2 separate regions of the Mus musculus genome follow, and region 1 is linked to region 2. The links are chromatin loops, found by intact Hi-C in ENCODE. Cell type or tissue: heart. All regions are shown on one strand. Each heading gives the region's core, and the rest is flanking DNA. Links, peaks and the distances in the headings are about the cores only. Region 1 overlaps Pde4b (phosphodiesterase 4B, cAMP specific). Region 2 has its middle 80 kb from the start of Gm24869.

The links. Hi-C counts contacts between places; a loop is a spot of excess contacts. Peaks named below come from ENCODE experiments on the same cell type or tissue, not always from the same donor. Only the 100,000 strongest peaks of a DNase experiment are listed, where the experiment ranks them.
Region 1: a loop joins it to region 2, with 2.3 times the contacts of the local background. A loop is called at or near these places in 3 of 42 quality-filtered maps.

Annotation. Positions count from the first base shown.
Region 1 is chr4:102,586,796-102,591,795 of GRCm38, reverse strand. Pde4b (phosphodiesterase 4B, cAMP specific) reads right to left here. Exons shown (of 15, transcript NM_019840.2): 7 at 872-965. Among named protein-coding and RNA genes, the nearest start is that of Gm52667, 20 kb to the right of the region's middle. In heart, for the core only: no CTCF peak of the experiment used is centred there; DNase peaks (open chromatin) are centred at 1,955 and 2,945; H3K4me3 peaks cover 704 bases; H3K27ac peaks cover 480 bases.
Region 2 is chr4:102,653,168-102,660,287 of GRCm38, reverse strand. No RefSeq gene overlaps it. Among named protein-coding and RNA genes, the nearest start is that of Gm24869, 80 kb to the left of the region's middle. In heart, for the core only: a CTCF peak has its summit at 3,566 (motif pointing right); a DNase peak (open chromatin) is centred at 1,507.

The DNA of each region.
Region 1 (5,000 bases), core at 1-5,000, 67 kb after region 2:
AAGGGGCTGTGCCAAAAAGAAAGCAGGGATGCTCAGCTGGAAGAATGGGTCACTTCCTTGGGGGAATCAAATAAGGAGCTGCGTAAGCAAGTATAGTTCAGAGCAGGAAGAATCCAAATGTCAGGGTTTCTCATGCATTTTGAGGTACAGATAGACCAGTTCTGCAGTCCTCATTAAAACAGGCAGAATGGGTTCATGATACAAAAGTTCCCCTTAAGAAAATGTAAGAAATTCCCAAGGGTCAAACAAGACCCTGGGAGGAACTGAGGACCACCCCTGCAAACCTATGGCCAGTGCTCTGTGTGAAGTCCCGTCCACATAACTGCAGAGAGCAGAAAACCATCAGAATGAGAAGACAACGGTACAGCTTAGAGAAAACAAGGCCTCTCAGACACCAGCCCTACCCCCTACACACATGCATTCATCTTTAAGAAATAATCCACCAAAGCGACAGTCAATTTTTTCCAGAATATGCTCTCTGGGACTCTGCATGCATGACCCTTACAAACACCTAAAAGGAAAGCTTCTTGTCTTAAACCAGTTACAAGAAGATTTTTTTTTTTAAAGAGATGCTAGTGTTGCTGGGTAAGGTTGCAGACCTTCAGCTGCTCTAGAGGTCCCTGCAGGACCGGGGCAGTAATGAGAAACCATATAAATGCAAGCAGCCCACCATAGCCTGAGGTTCAAAGGGTATTTTCATTTCAGAAATATCTTCTTGCTTATTGTTTTCCTATAGAAAATGACTTTAGCTCATTTTTTGGATGGATTTTTTTCTGCATTTAACCTCACTCCAAATTCACAGGGATGCCCTTGGTAGACTGTAAAAATTCACCCTGCAGAAGCTCAGTGGGTTTTTCTGTTAGCATCTTACCTAAGAACGTGTTTGAAATGTACTCAGACACCTGGTTCCCTGATCTGCTCATCTCTGAGAGGTGTGTCAGCTCCCGGTTCAGCATCCTTTTGAACTGTTTATAAAGAAAAGAAAATGCATTAAGTGTCTGGGAAAGAGCAAACGATTGCTGGATTGCTGTACTTCCAACTTCACTTTCTAGGAACCAAGAGACTGTATCATCAGCCAATTTCATTAGGTTAATGAGGGCTACAATAGAAATCACAATGTCCCCTCAATTTGAAAGCATCCCAATGTCACTGTAGGAAAAAAAATAGTTGTTAAAATCTCTTAAAATTGTTTTCTGGTTGATTTTTGAAGTGGCAAACTCAGGAAAAGAAATTTTAATAAAGGCCAAAATAATGTCACTTGAATTAGGAAAACTGGGGATAATCCTAAAAATATAGTTTGATGTGATAACGTATTCAGTGAAAACAGATTAAGTGAAAAGTTTAAGAAAAAATGAAAAGAAGAGCAGAAAGCATTTTTTTAAAACAGAGTTGAGAAGAACCAGAATTGAAACACATTACAGTACATTAAAATACAAGGCAAGAAAACATGTCTTATTTCATTTTAAGAAGCACCTGTGGGCTAACCGTACATACAAATTAAACCACTGCTCATGCCGTCCACTCCATGAAATACAGAGGGACATAAAACAATCACATTCTATCAGAGACACAGAACACAATCAGATTAACCCACCTTGATATAACCCCAAGAAACAGATAATAAATAGTTTGCCTCAGGCATTTTGGAAGCTCTTCTTGCCACAATCCACAGATCCCTTTGAAAGAATTCAGTTCTAAGAGAGCGGTCTCCAGGGGGATCAGGAAACCTCTGCAGTTCCAGTGGATAAAGAACCAAAACTTAGAAAAGACAAAGCCTTCCAGACGGGTGGTACTCCCTAATCCACAGCAAGCTGGTCTTCATTCACACCCCATCCTTGCAAGAAGCCTATGCGCTCGCTCCCTCCCTCCCTGCTTATTTCCAGGCAGAAGAGAGTAATGAAACCCGGAATTGTACGAAGGAGGAGCAAGAGCCTGTATTCAGCTGGCCGGTTTGAAGCACTTCTTCAGTTAGGAACAGTCCTGGTGCCCGGAGGGGTTTCCACCCTAGATTAGTCCAACTCTGCCAGGGAGCAGGGAATCTCTTTCCCCTCGGGAGCTGTCTGACTGGGAAACAGCCATCTTTTAAAAAGGAGAAGATTAAAATGGAGGAAGCCCCATGAATATTTAAGTAAACCTGAGGTCCTACCCTCCCCCGTTCCAGCTAGGTGTTCTTTAACCCTCTCTTCCTCTGCAGACAGCCCTCTGCAGATGCAGCCTGACACAGCAGCACTCAGCTCTTCTAATTGCTTCCAAGTGATGGTACATTTGATTAATTGACGCCGAGCTTTGCTTTTAATTTTTTTTTTTTAAATTGGAAAAGGTTAGAACTGTAACTGCTTTCTGACTTGGCTTCCAGGGTAGGAGAATTTCTTTCCTACCAGCTTTTGGTACATTATTTGCCCACCAACTGGGTGCCGATGCATTAGTCTCTTTTCCCCGTGGACTGAATGGGGATGGAATTAATTTATTTGGTTCAAAAAGTACTTCATATGCAGTGTGCAATTTTCTGCACTCAGTAAGTTCATTAATATGCTTATTACATCATATTCTGCAAATGGATTAAATTCATAACCTTTCCGTGTAGGGTCCGGAGTACGCTAGAAAATCTGAGATAGCATTTGCTGCATGAACAACGATTTATCTGGCGTTATGCTTATTTGATATTTTACGGCTGTTACGTCTTATAATTCATGCTAGAAATGTCTCAGAGTTAAATTATTTTAGTTTCATTTTAGCAACCCAGGACATGCTGAAAATGACATTCTTTTCCTGGCTCCCCTGCCAGCCTCTTCTTGTCAGCATTACAGTGCAGGCAGTGGGATGCCTTGCCCTAGCTGACTTCATTTCTCCCCACCTCCCCTACATCCTATTTCCTAGCCTTCCTCGGAGTTCCTGTATTGCATGTTGAAGGATCAGCAAAGCACCATGGCAACAGCCCGAACTTGTAATTGGCTCTCTTTCCTGTGAGGCAATTCCCTTTCCAAATGAGCATCCTGCCTCTGACAATAGCTTCACTTCAGGCATCTAAGACTCAGGTCAAACCATTGCTTCCCCAGAGAGATGCCTTTTGAGGTGAAGCGAGGCTGAACCTGAGTCTCTGCCTGTTGGCTCACTGTACCTCCCACTGTCCTCAGAGATACAACCACTGTCTTTCTGGGTATTCCTGCTTGTGTATGTGTGTATGTTTTCAAGTGTAGCCCGACACCTCTGGGTCAATCATTTCTGCTTTTAGACTACATGTTGAACCTCAGTGCAATTTTGAACTCCAGGTGAATTGCATAAATTCCAAGTTATGTGTTAAGATATAACCCTGTCACTATGGCCTCTCCAAGCCATGAAACTAGCTCTTACTGAAGACTGGGAAGTTGGGAAAGACAGCTTAATGAGTACTGATTGGTCTGCTAGTGTTTCGCAAAGTAACAAACTTTAAACTACAGTAAACATATCTTACATAAAAGCTTAGAGACTAATGATCTCGTATCTAATCCTCCACCCCACCCCCTGCACAAAATTTAGCCAAATATAATAGATATAATAGCCAGGCATTTTGGTTTCTTTGATATCTCTGAAATACTTGCAAACATTTTGGAGTCCACTAGGACTGTCCCACCTCAATCAAACCATTCTGTCATGTTTTCAACAAACACCAATGGGACACCTCAAATGGCCATGCAAAGCAGTTGGGGAAAAAGCAAGCAAAAGAGCAAACACAAGTTCTCTTAGGGTTTCAATCAACTTTCATTCTAGAAGAAGAGTCAGACCTACTAGGATCCACCCACTAATCCTCATTTAACAGTCTGAAGAGGGTAAGGAGGACTATTTAGTGGTTTGGTTGGCTGCTCTGTTCAGGAGACGAGAGCAGGCCAAAAATGAATCATATATGGCAAGATACTTTGTTTCCCCTCTGTCCTTCATATAACTTTTCTTTGTCATAGAAACCTGTTGGGATTCGCGGTTCATCAGTCTGTGTGGTAGAGGATGGTGGTTTTTAGCCATGGGGCTAAGTAAACTACACACCTTCTGTATCTTTACAGAAGGGGTCAGTGTGCTCATGCAAGTAAACAGAGGAATACCATCTCCCTTATATCCACGCCTAAATGAATTCTCCTGTGATCCTATTACTAAGGGCAGGCCAATGCATACCAAAAACAAAGTTGTCCAAAGTCATCCAAAGGTAGCCATAAAATACACATGGCGAAGTACACAAATGGAGGTCATCCAGGATCAGAAACCAATCTAGACCTTCTAAATGTTGCTTAGCAACCACCACTGGTTTTCCTCAGCAAGGGAGGGCCCCACCACACTGACTAGGGCAATCATTGCTCTCATTTAAAAAAAAATTATGAAGGGCCCACTTGTTTGGGGGCTCTGAAAGACTAAGAAAGGCAGATGTGGCCTTCTAACAAGACAAAGTCTGATTAGTAAAGGTAGGGCTAGCCCTGGTGCCTGGACTAGCCAAGGACTGGAATTGATATGTTAAGGTGCCAGCTGATGGACAGTTGAGGAACTCAGGATAGATGGGTTTTCAGAATCTGAATCTGGCAAGTTATAGGTAGCCATGACACAGCAATCAAGCCTCAACATGGATTATCAGTCTTTAGAGCTGGCCTTGGGACATCACCCCATCTTTCTTCTGTGAAACAGGAATGAGACAGGACTTCTAACCCACCTCTCTGCCCCAACCTCTCATGATTGTGTGGTAGATTCTAGGGCAGCCTCCTACAGTTTGGGTGCAGTATTTACTAGCAACTAGCTCCTCTCGGAAAAGAAAACTCTTTCTGTACTGCTGAGGTAAGCAGAGAGGGAACTGGAGATGCCTCTGTGTGCAAGAATAAACCACTGGCTAAGGAGACACATATTAGTCGTAACTCAGACCTCCACAGCCTGAGTCGCTTGGAGCCTTCCTGTGGACTTACCCAGTTAGTTGTCTCAATATGAAGGTAAAATGGATCCAGAGTGAAACTATGGCCCAAGGACTTGTGGAGTTGGAAGGGAATGGA
Region 2 (7,120 bases), core at 1,174-6,173:
TATTAAGAAGTAAGATGCACCCCCACATGACTCCTGCCCTTCAAGAGGAGCTGAGGCACAGCCGCAAGCTCACAGGGAGAAAAAGCCACACGATGATGAAGGCAGCGGTCAGAGTGGTAGAAATTTCCAGTAATGTTGGAAACCAGGAAAAGCACACAGAATTTAATATTCTCTATGGCTTACAGGGAAGAATATGGTCTGTTCATAACTTGGCTTCTAGTTTCAACATAATACCATAACTTTCTATCATTTTAAGCTATCCAGCTTGTGGCATTTTGTTATAGTACTTTTAGGAAACCATGGTAGCTCAGGATTTATTGCCCCTGAAAGTACTCATTGATATATTGCTAGGTAGTTATTGTAAGAAATTATAGATGTAGTGGTAGTAAGGTGACTTCACATTTATAAAGGAGATTCTTCTAATTACAGGTCCCTCTGCTGAGAAGAACTGCTCCTCAAAGGGTGTTTATCACTTTAGAGACTCTTAGCTGCTAACATGCCAGTCTTTATTCACCACATATGTTCTTATCCCAAACATACACTCAATATGCATATACAGCCTGACGCCGCCGCCTCCAGACTGAGTCTCATGCTTAGATGGCACTGCTGTGTGTGTAATTTGGGTTTCTTCTTTCAAGCTGTTTTATGTTTATTTTGATTCGTAACTCATCTGAAGGTCCTAAGAAGGTACATAAAATTTATATGACCCTACACAGTGTACACTAACAGCTGTTTATGTAGAGCTTTGCAAACAAAAAAAGGAAAATGTACCAGGGACCCATAATCTGACATGCCAGAGCCCACCGCTATGGACTATATTCTTTCCATGTCTCTTGCTCCCTCCAAAGGCCAGTCTAACAACTTCTACCTTTTAAACACATCCACAGATCTATATTCTTATATTTTTCTGTTGTTTGGTGAGTCCCAGGTTTCCTGGGATCTGCTGTAAAGATAAGGACATAATTCATCAAACTCAGAGTTCCGCTGTCCTCACCCTTACATTCCTCATGCAAGCTCATTGTTGAGAAGTTACCTTCTTAACCCCCACATCACTTTGTCCCTTTGCATGTGTGCAACCAGCTTCCTCTGACGGGACTCTAACAATGCTCATATTTGTTCCCTCCATCTATGCCTCTAAGTCATATATTCATACATACAATTATTGGTCCCCCTAATGTGCAGAGTATCGAGTGCACACATCAAAGTATGCACTTGGACATAATAAGTGCTTTGAGTAAAGAATGATTATAGTCTCTCTGACCCCCCCCCCTAACTTTCCTGTCCATCACTCAAAGGGAGCCGAATCAGAAGAAAAAGCCTTCTCTGAAGATCTGCCCAAAAATAACTCTCTGCAAAGGGAGCATGGTCTCCATATAATCCCTCTTTAAAATCCTACCCACAAAAGAAGATGGATTCACAAAAGAAGGCCAATGCTACATTGTTACAGGTTACATCCCAGGGCTTCTCCAAAACAGGGTTGGTTGCCCAAGAGACTTCTGCACGGCAAGGCAATCTTCAGCATTCCCACTTCCTCATCGTGCACTTGCATAACTTGTAGCTATTTCTCTGCTAGAATGCCTAAGCCCACTCTGTTTTGTAACTAGAAACCTTTTTAAAAACTTCAGTCAGGCTGGGAATTCCTTGAGTCTTATAATCCCCACACTCACATCTATAAGTCACATAATTCAGTGTCAATATATTTCATAGACTCCATCTTTGAGCCTTTGGAGGGCCCAGAGAGAGTTTATCTCATCCCTATACCACTTGAGCTTTGTGAGAGGTAGCTCCTTTAAGTTGCTTTCCAATTCTATAATTGTGTCTTCAGCTCTGCTCTCTCTGTTGGCTCATTCATTTATTTGTATTTGTAATCTATAAGTTTTATGTAGCTCTTTCTAGAATTTGCCTTGATGTTTTTATATTTTTCTTGTCTTTTTTTTTTTTTTTGCTAGTATTATCTACTCTTTTTTTTTTAATCTCTTTTACTCTTTTACACATGACTTTTGAACTCTTTATCAGGACATTCTCATATCTGTGGGTTTTGAGATTGTCCAGATTTTCATTTCTTTCTCTCTGTATTTCTTGTGTTTATTTAATTAAGCTGTTGACTACACTATTGGATCTAAGTTGTATGATCTAAAACCCTAGTTGGGTGGCAATTGCAGAGTGACATCAATACTTAGTTCCAGGCAGTCAAGCCTCCTCAGGCTCACTGATAACTCACAATGCATTAGTCTGTAACTGTCACTATTTAGTTCATAGATTTATTTTCCTTCACTCCCACAAATGCATCAATACACTAAAATCATGTCTATTATATTAACATAACTATTCATTTGATGATATTTCACCTGGAAGGTCCTATAAAATACACCCTTTTCCTCATATACCATTCTCCCAGAAGTTGATATATATATATGTGTGTGTGTGTGTGTGTGTGTGTGTACCTTTGACAAGTTAAAGGTTAAGGATTTTGATAGTCTAGAATCCTAAGGAATTTTGCCTCCATGTTCTAGAAGGGTAAGACACCTTCTAGTTCTCTAAGGCCATTCCCTCCACACTCTATTTTTCCAGTAAGAGAAACAAAGGCTAGGGATAAAATAACACTTCCATTATAAACAATGAATACTTATTCCAAATTACTTCAGCAATTGAAAAACAAAGACATGATTAGAACTTTGTACTGGAAAGCAAGACATTTTTTTTTTCTCAGTTTAATCTGGAAGTTTGTGAATTAGAGTCAGAAACACATCCAAAGGCGACATCAAAGAGGAAGCTGTCTTAACAGCTGGCTGTGTGGCCCGTACAGGTCACCCAGGGTGACAGGCAAGGGCGCCTTCTCCGCGTTTTAGGAACAAAACATAATCTCACCCATCGCAAGTGTGGTTGCCACTTAGAAAATAGAATCATAATAAAGAGGAAGTAAAGAAGTTTGGCTTATTGTCTGCTGTTCTGGACTTGGACATATGGTTTCTCTTCAGGCACCATACTTTGTGCTTTTTAATCACTGATGTTTTCTCCAACAGTATGTGGGTTATTTGCCTATAATCTTAGTATTGGGAGGTCCAGGCAGGAAGATTGCCAGGTTGAGGTCAGCTTGGGATGCATAATGAGGTCAGTGCCAGACTGAGTCACATAGCAACACCTTGATCCCCAACACTCCAAATCTGAGGATGCAGCTCAGTGAGTAGAGTGCTTGCCTTGCATGTCCATAGCTCTGGGTCTGATCTCGACTGCCAGATAAAGAAAAAAAACAAAAGAAAAATAACAACAGAAGGTAAAATGAAGAGCCAGAATTAGCACTCAGGAATTAGCTTTCTCAGACTGCTGTCAACTGGGGGTTCATCATCCAGGAAGGTTTTTCAAAGCTCTCTCCCCCCTCAAAAAATACTCACATACAGACACTAGGCTTTAAGTCTGTACGTTTTAAGACTCTGAGATGATGAGGTCACTGTGGGTCATAGAAGAAGGAAGGAGAAGAATCTGTCTTCTCGGAACTGAAGACAGAATTAAAAATAAAGACAGGACACAAGAACCATTTTTAGGTGCAATATTGCTTTTCTGCCACTGGATGGTGGTGTAAAACCACTCATGCACACAGAAACAAGGGCTTCCTTTCCGGCCTGCCAAGCAGGTTCACTTTGGTCTTAATTTTTACAAACAACCTCAGTGTGGATGCTATACAGTTTCTCCTTTCTGAGCAAAGTTAGATCCATTTTCAAAGTTTTGCAGTGACATGCCTCCTAAAGTCAGGTCCACACTGAGGTGGTTTATCAGCCCTGACACTAGGAAGACAGACGTATCTATAGAATAAGTTTTCTCGGTTTTGACCAGGGTGGTAGTATAAATTAATTATTAGAAAACAAGGAAACCAGTGACTCTCAGATTTGGGTCCATTCTTAATAAACTCATGCATGATTTTTCTTAAGTAGAAATATTCAAACTTGACTATCAACAAGCCAAGAAATCTTCAGAGACCATTCTAAGCATCAAGGTGGGATGTTAGTGGTGGCAGTGGTATGTGAGCGTGTGTCTGGATGTGTAATGAATGTGTTTTGTATGTGAGTATGGTGTGGGTGTATGGATGTCTGTGTCTCTGTGTGTGTACATGTGTTGTATATGTGTATATATGTATGGTATGCGAGTATGGTATGGGTATATGGAGGTGTGTGTGTGTTGTATATGTGTATATGTGTGTGTTATGTGAGTGTGGTGTGGAGGTGTGGGTATGTGAGTTAGTGGTTGGATGACAAGTATGTGAAAGGGGAATGAAAGCAAAACCACGTCTTTCATTTATTTTGAAATTCAGTTCTTCTATGTTGGGGTGGGGTCTGTTCTAGTTTTCTTCTTGGAAAAGTAATTGTTCATTAGAAGAAGACTTAAGCAAGCTATGCAGCTCAGTTTCCCTGCTGCCCCCTCCAGCTCTTACTTTTGTAGTTCTAAGCTCCCTAGCTACATGGCTGAATTTTTCTCTCTTGCCTGCTCACAGGCATACCATGAGGCTGTGGGGTTCCAGACCAGCCTAAAATCAGCAATCTGTGGCTTCGTGCTCACCTGAAACCCTTCTTCGTTTGCTCTTTTTGGTTCTGTCTTCTTGCTGTCACTATTAACTGTGGCTTCTTGACCCAAATCAAGTCACCACGCCAGGCAAGCGCTTTTGGGGAAGGACTGGAGAGACCCAGAGATTACATGGGACTAGGTGTAATTATAGAGAAGAAAATACGGTCTTCTTACAGAGAGCAAGAGGAAGTACGCAGACAGATCCTGAATGTCAAGGCCCTTGAGTGAGAACTCACCACGCTAGGGCAGGCTGTGCACAGAGGCAGGAACAAAATGCACAGAGAAGGGGGCAGAGAGCAAGTGAGAAGATGATGGGAAACTATCAAGTATGTTCTGAGAGTTCATTATGTGCTGACTCTGGGGACATAGAGAGGTCTGTAATAAAATCTCGGGAGATGAGAGGCAAATGTATAATTGGAAGGCTACCAGTTTATCCACAACTGTTTTGAGAGTAAAAGGGATAAAATACTAGGACAAGTCGGAAGAAGCCTAATGCTGGCTGGTTTGAAAGGCTTCCTGGAGGTGCTGACACCACCCAGAGACTAAAGTCACGTTTGTTTGTTGCCTGAAAGTGCTTATGACACATCAAGGGCCCATTTTCACCACTCACCTTTACCTCTAGACCTATAACCTAGGTTTGGTTATAGTATTAGACCTACAACCAGACCTAGAGCTCACTGGGACCCTAGAAGTAAGGAACAGAGTGCAACCAATGAGGAGATGCATTATACCCTTAAAGAACTTGACTTTTTTAATTCACACAAACAGACATGTGGAGAATATTTGTGGGAATGAGTATCAAGCACGTGGGAGGATGATGGAAGAAACACAGGCTGGATCAGTTTGTTGATACATGAGCAGTGAGCAGAGAGTTCCAGTTTTACTGATGCAGCAGACATAGTTTTAAAAGGGGCTAAGAGTTTATATGTTTGACTTAAAGACTGCATCAAAAGACGGGTACTATGAAAGAATTGAGCATGACTGACATGTCTTGGCTTAAGGTTGATCATGGGATTCAAAGGCTCAGAAACGATAGAATGATGGACAGGATTTGCTATTTGAAGCCTATTTTCCACAGTACGAGGGCCCAAAAGATGTCTTGTTGATAAAAGGATAGAAAACAGATTTGTGGGCTGGGAGACAGGTCACTCAGGAAAGCACTTAGCATGGAAGCATTCATTGTTTAATCACCGGAAACTATATTTATGTGTGCCACGGCATGCAACTTACAATCTTAGCACTGGGGAAGTGGAGACAGGCAGATCCCAGAAGTGTACTGACCAGTCATCCTATACTAATCGATGAGTTCTAGGCCAACCAAAAGACTTTCTCTTAAATAGCAAAGTTGCTGAGGAATAATAGCCCTCCCCCCAATCATGCACATTGTATGACAAAACTTTTTTTCTAGAAGACCAACACACATCTACTCATCATAGACAGGAAGCCCATGACAAAGAAAGTATAGATATCAGCAAAGTCCAACTTTGTGAACTAAGTTTTACTATGATTACTTATAGGAATATGGGGGGTACTTACAGGAGCAGAAATAACTCAAAAACAGCAGTGTCACCAAAGCCTATCCGAGGATGGGTAACAACTCAGGAATACTGGGGATCTGGATCACATTGCATAGATGTAGGCAGCTCAAAAGACTGGAGAGTGTTCTTACCAAGTGACTCCATTGGTCTAAACCTCTTCCAGGCAGCATGGCTAGTTTCTGCTTCTTCTAGGTATCCAGTCTGATCTCAGAGTCTTCCTTGTGGCTTCGATTGTCTGACAGTGACTTTCAACAGTTTCTATTCCTTACTCTGAGAAGGAAGGGCCTAGTGAACCCAGTCAGTTTTAGGGACTTCCTAAACTGTATTTAGTTGTTTGTCTTCTGCCTTAAGGAAGTCTCTTGCAGGATGGAATGTTTCAATCTTAGAGGAAAATGTTACACAACATACCCACACCAAAAAGAATAGAAGAAATTGATAATGTTATAGCATAAGCAGTGTTGAAAAGAAAAAAAAAGAAACTCATAAGATGAGTACCAGGCTGTATCTAAAGAGCTCATTACTACTGCTTAATACTTTTGGTGTATGCCAGACATTTCTAGTGGGGTGCTGCAGCTGCCTATTTCAATAATTAAAATATCATGGCATGATTAGGAACCTAGATTAGCAAGGGCTGAGTTGGCAGTGTGAATGTTACAACACAGGCAAAGTCATGTTTATAATGGTTTGACATATGTATACCTTTGGCATTAGTTAGTCACAGTGCTCTGAGAAATGAAATAGATATGAAGGATACTAAGTTAGTCCTTGCTTGATCTGCAGAAGTAGAAAATTCCAGAATGGGTGAATAACAAAAGTTATCCCGAATTATAGCAAAAGAAAAATCATGGCCCATCAATAAATTTCCTGATTTGGACAAGTTTACAGACTCAAAACCATTCAAATAAAGAGTATGGCATGTCTTTTTCAAGAGGGACCTTGCTGCAATTACTATAAGTTTTATTACAACCCTTTTAAAAGTAAAGAGCCATACAGTATTTTTCTAGAGTAACTGTGTGGAAAATAAA